2 separate regions of the Homo sapiens genome follow, and region 1 is linked to region 2. A link is an interaction called in ENCODE POLR2A ChIA-PET data of the cell type or tissue named here. Cell type or tissue: PC-9. All regions are shown on one strand.

Region 1 (2,500 bases), 310 kb after region 2:
TATTGAGACCTTTGATGGTTTTTATTGTTGTCATAGGAATTACAACTTAGAAATATGTTTCTATGTGCAAATGTTTTCTATTTATTAATGGTAAAATGTCCAATATAATTGATAGCCCTTAGAATTTGATTTAGAAATAGGCAATTCAACAGAAATATTTTAGATTTTAAAAATATAAATTTAATACAAATATGACTTTAGCAAAAATGAAAGTAGGTAGTCAGTTCATTCCTGCTTAAAACCCTCTGATGATTTCCCATTGCAACCAGAATAAAATCCCTTCTGATTTGGACTTCCCAACCTCATCTTCCCTCATTCTCTCACTCCCTCATCACAGTCAGCCACACTGGCTTCCTTCCTGTTCCTCAGACTTGATGAGCTTGTTTCTTTTTTTTTTTTTTTTTGAGATGGAGTCTTGCTCTGTCACCCAGGCTGGAGTGCAGTGGTGCAATCTCGGCTCACTGCAACCTCTGCTTCCCAGGTTCAAGTGATTGTCCTGCCTCAGCCTCCTGAGTAGCTGAGACTACAGGTGCATGCCACCATGCCTGGCTAATTTTTGTATTTTTAGTAGAGATGGGGTGTCACCATGTTGGCCAGGCTGGTCTCGAACTCCTGACCTCAGGTGATCCACCCGTCTTGGCCTCGAAGTGTTCTGGGATTACAGGTGTGAGCCACTGCACCCAGCCGTTAGCTTGTTTCTGTTTCTGTGCTCTTATGCTTGGTTATTCTTAAGGACACTTCACCCTCGGTTCTTCCCACGTCTGCCTCCTCCTGCTTAGCTCAGATAAGTTTGTCAGAGGAGTCTCTTCTGACTACCCTAACTAAAGCCCTCCACCTTCCCACCTTTACCACATCATCCTCTGAAGACCTGGAAATATCTTATTTAAGAATATGTTAACTTGTTTCCTGTCTGTCTGGTTTACCATCAGGTCGCAGCATCTAAATCTGGCAGACTTACTTAGTGTACTATAATGCATGCACTCTTTTTTTTGTGGAGTGGGGACGGAGTCTAGCTCTGTCCCCCAGGCTGGAGTGCAGTGGCGCGATCTCGGCTCACTGCAAGCTCCACACCATTCTCCTGCCTCAGCCTCTGAGTAGCTGGGACTACAGGAGCCCGCCAACACACCCGGCTAATTTTTTTTTTTGTATTGTTAGTAGAGACGGGATTTCACTGTGTTAGCCAGGATGGTCTCGATCTCCTGACTTCGTGATCCGCCCGTCTCGGCCTCCCAAAGTGCTGGGATTACAGGCGTGAGCCACCGCGCCCGGCCGCACTCTGTCTTTTAAGCAAAGTTGAGCAGATGCTTAACTAGAAATCTGATTTTATGTAAACCTTAATGAACATTTAATTCAAGGAACTAATATAAAGTATGACATTAAGTATAGTTACATTTTACTGCTTGATTACAGCACATTTTCTGTTTGCTTTTTGATTTCAGTTAGGCATCAGTAAGGCAGAAGTTACACTTAATATGTACTGGTGTTTTGTTTTGTTTTGTTTTAAGTCTTGCTCTGTCACCCAGGCTGGAATGCAGGGGCGTGACCTCCACTCACTGCAACCTCCGCCTCCCAGGTTCTTGTGCCTCAGCTTCCAGAGTGGCTGGGACTACAGATGCGTGCCACCACGCCCAGCTAATTTTTGTATTTTTAGTAGAGACAGGGTTTTGCCATGTTGGCCAGACTGTTCTCAAACTCCTGACCTCAAGTGATCCGCCCACCTCGGCCTCCCAAAGTGCTGGGTTTACAGGTGGGAGCCGCCGTGCCTGGCCCCAAGTGATTTATTTTATTTTATTTTATTTTATTTTTTTTGAGACAGAGTCTTACTCTGTTGCCCAGGCTAGAGTGCAGTGGTGTGATCTCGGCTCACTGCAGCCTCTACCTCCTGGGCTCAAGCGATTCTCCTGCCTCAGTCTCCCAAGTAGCTGGGACTACAAGCGTGTGCTACCATGCCCGGCTAATTTTTGTGTTTTCAGTAGAGACACGGTTTCACGACGTTAGCCAGGCTGGTCTCAAACTCCTGACCTCAGGTGATCCACCCTCCTCAGCCTCTCATAGTGCTGGGATTACAGGTGTGAGCCACTGCGCCTGGCCCCCAAGTGATTTTTGAAAAGCAAATTGCAAAACCATTTTAAAATTTAAAACTATGTGATCTTTTAACATCTGATACTCTACTAAAATTTCTTTAAAGTGAAAGCTTACAATTCAATGTGTAAACTACTTTATAGTCTGAAGTTTAAGATAGTGTTGTTGGATATCTTGAAAAATTTTTATAACAATTTATTGTTAGAAGAAAAACCCCATACTCTATTCCTAGAGCAGTTATCATGGGAGCAAAAACAAAGCACAAGAAACCTGGTATCTTAAAAGTTATTTTCATGCAGAGGATCCCAATCCCCCATTCCCTGTTAAGAGTATTAGAGTTTATCCTAATTGATTCGGGAGATGGGGAAGAGAAGGTACAGAATAGACTTTCTGCTCTCATTGTTGAGGTTATTGCTGT
Region 2 (2,500 bases):
GTCAGAAGCTGGCTGTGTGGCCTCGGCAAAGTCCTGTCCCCTCTCTGGGCCTCAGTTTCCGTGTAGTTGAGGAGAATCTTTCTGGCCGGGAACTTGCCTCAACATATCTCCTACTGGGGCATGTGAGTCCTTTGCTCTGCTTGAGAAATTATCCTGAAAACCATTGGGTTATTTTGTGGATCTCACCTGGATGACCTAAAGGGTGTGGATTTCAAGGGCAGAAGAAAACTTATCAGTCCTCACGGTGCATGAAATTCCAGCATGCTCCTCTAAAGGGGACCCTTGAAACAAATAAATTTCAATGGATGATACTCAAAGGATGTGTGGGAAGAGCGTGGCTAGAGAAGGCTGGCTTTGAGCACTTAAATGTTGCCTGGCACTTTACACACATTGTCTTATTTCCTTACTCTCTTTGTGACCTTGAGGAACCACTTAACTATGCTGTGCCTTAGTTTCCCTATCTGTGAAATGGAATGTGGTTGAGACTGTTAGTTGTCCCTAAGTATCTTCCCCTAGTTCCATAGTAATGAACTTGTAGCTGAGCATAGGACTGTCTCAATAAAAAGTACATTTCCCAGCCTCCCTTGCAGTCAGATGTACCCATGTGACCAAGTTCTGGCCAACGGGATGTGACTGTAAGCTATGTGGCTGATTTCCAGGTTGTACTTTATTTTATTTTATTTTATTTTATTAGTTAATTAATTTATTTATTTTTGAGAGGGAGTCTTGCTCTGTCACCAGGCTGGAGTGCAGTGGCACAATCTCGGCTCAGTGCGACCTCCACCTCCTGGGTTCAAGTGATTCTCCTGCCTCAGCCTCCCAAGTAGCTGGGATTATAGGCACACACCACCATACCCAGCTAATTTTTATATTTTTAGTAGAGACGGGGGGGTTCACCTGACTAGGATGGTCTCGATCTCCTGACCTCATGATCCCCCCACCTGAGCCTGCCAAAGTGCTGAGATTACAGGCATGAGCCACTGCACCCAGCCTGTACTTTATTTTTTTAATTATTAATTTTAATTTTTTTAGAGATGAGGTCTTGCTATGTTACTCAGGCTGGTCTCGAACTCCTGGCCTTAAGTGACCCTCCCACCTTGGCCTAGAGTTACAGAGGTGAACCACCATGCCCAGCCAGGCTGTATTTTTTTTTTTTTTTTTTTAGAGACAGGGTCTCACTTTGTTGCCCAGGCTGGAGTGTTCTGGCTATTTACGGGAGTGATTCCACTACTGGATCAGCACGGGAGTTTTGACCTTTCCGATCTGGGCCATTTCAGCCCTCCTTAGGCAACCTGGTGGTTCCCCTCTCCCAGGGAGATCACCATGTTGATACTGAGCTTAGTGTAGGCACCCGATTGACACAGCGCACTACAACCCAGAACTCTTGGACTCAAGTGATTCTCCCGCCTCAGCCTCCCGAGTAGCTGGGACTTCTGGCTCACACCACTGTGCCCAGCCTAGGTTGTACCTTAAAGGGAAAGGGTATGCCATTCCCCCTTTCCTTTTCCCACTGGCTGGAATGTGGAATGTGACACCCTAAGGAGGGGAAAATAGCAAGTTAGCAGCCCGGGCATGGGCAGTGGGTGTCTGCACTGTCAGCCCCAGCCTAACACACTGGGTGTGAAGCCTCAATGTGTTGAGACATGTAAATCACTTACCACGGGGCTTGGAACAAAGTTGGCATTCTGAAATTGTGAGCTGTTTTATTATTACCATCAACGTTATGATTATAATCATCACTCCAAATGGGCCTGTGCAAGAAGGCCTCTTAAGGCCCATTTTTCAGATGAGAAAATGGAGCTCAGAGAGGTTAAGCCCCTGCCCAAATGATCCCAGGGGGAGGGTAGCAGAACCAGATCTGCCAATCTGGGGAAGGAGTAAAGAGAAGCAGTAGAGGGTGGAAGGGGGAGCAGTCCCAAGTCCCCATGCCAGCCCCATGCAAGTCCCCATGCCAGCCCATACCAGCCCTGTCTGGTTGGTTTAAGGGGTTTTCTTCAGCGGGTCTAGTGCAGTGGGTCTTAACCAGGGACACTTTTGTACCCTGGGCGACATTTGACAATGCCCGGAGGCATTTTTTTTTCTTTTTGCTTTTTCTTTTTTTTTTTTTGAGACAGGGTCCCGTTGTCTCCCAGGCTGGAGTGTAGTGGGCGATCTCGGCTTACTGCAACCTCCACCTCCTGGGTTCAAGCGATTCTCGTGCCTTAGCCTCCTGAGTAGCTGGGATTACAGGCGCCCGCCACCACGCCCAGCTAATTTTTGTATTTTTAGTAGAGACAGGGTTTCACCATGTTGGCTAGGCTAGTCTCAAACTCCTGACCTCAAGCGATCCGCCCACCTCGGCCTCCCAAAGTGCTGGGATTACAGGCGTGAGCCACCGTGCCCAGCCCTGCATTTTCAATCACCGCGACTGGGAGAGGAAGCCAACCGCCGGCCCTAGTGGGTGGCAGCCAGGAATGCTGCTCGGTACCCTACAGCGCACAACACGGCCCTTGCCAGAAAG

Evidence for each region. ChIA-PET counts read pairs that join two places held together with the same protein. Peaks named below come from ENCODE experiments on the same cell type or tissue, not always from the same donor. Only the 100,000 strongest peaks of a DNase experiment are listed, where the experiment ranks them.
Region 1: POLR2A ChIA-PET joins it to region 2 with 16 read pairs; 2 of 35 experiments call an interaction of 5 or more read pairs at or near these places.

Annotation. Positions count from the first base shown.
Region 1 is chr20:50,740,575-50,743,074 of GRCh38, forward strand. All of the region lies in intron 2 of PARD6B (par-6 family cell polarity regulator beta), which reads left to right. Among named protein-coding and RNA genes, the nearest start is that of PARD6B, 10 kb to the left of the region's middle. In PC-9, no CTCF peak of the experiment used is centred here; DNase peaks (open chromatin) are centred at 342 and 1,527; H3K27ac peaks cover 2,500 bases.
Region 2 is chr20:50,428,027-50,430,526 of GRCh38, forward strand. It overlaps the pseudogene RN7SL636P. Among named protein-coding and RNA genes, the nearest start is that of PTPN1, 81 kb to the right of the region's middle. In PC-9, no CTCF peak of the experiment used is centred here; no DNase peak of the experiment used is centred here.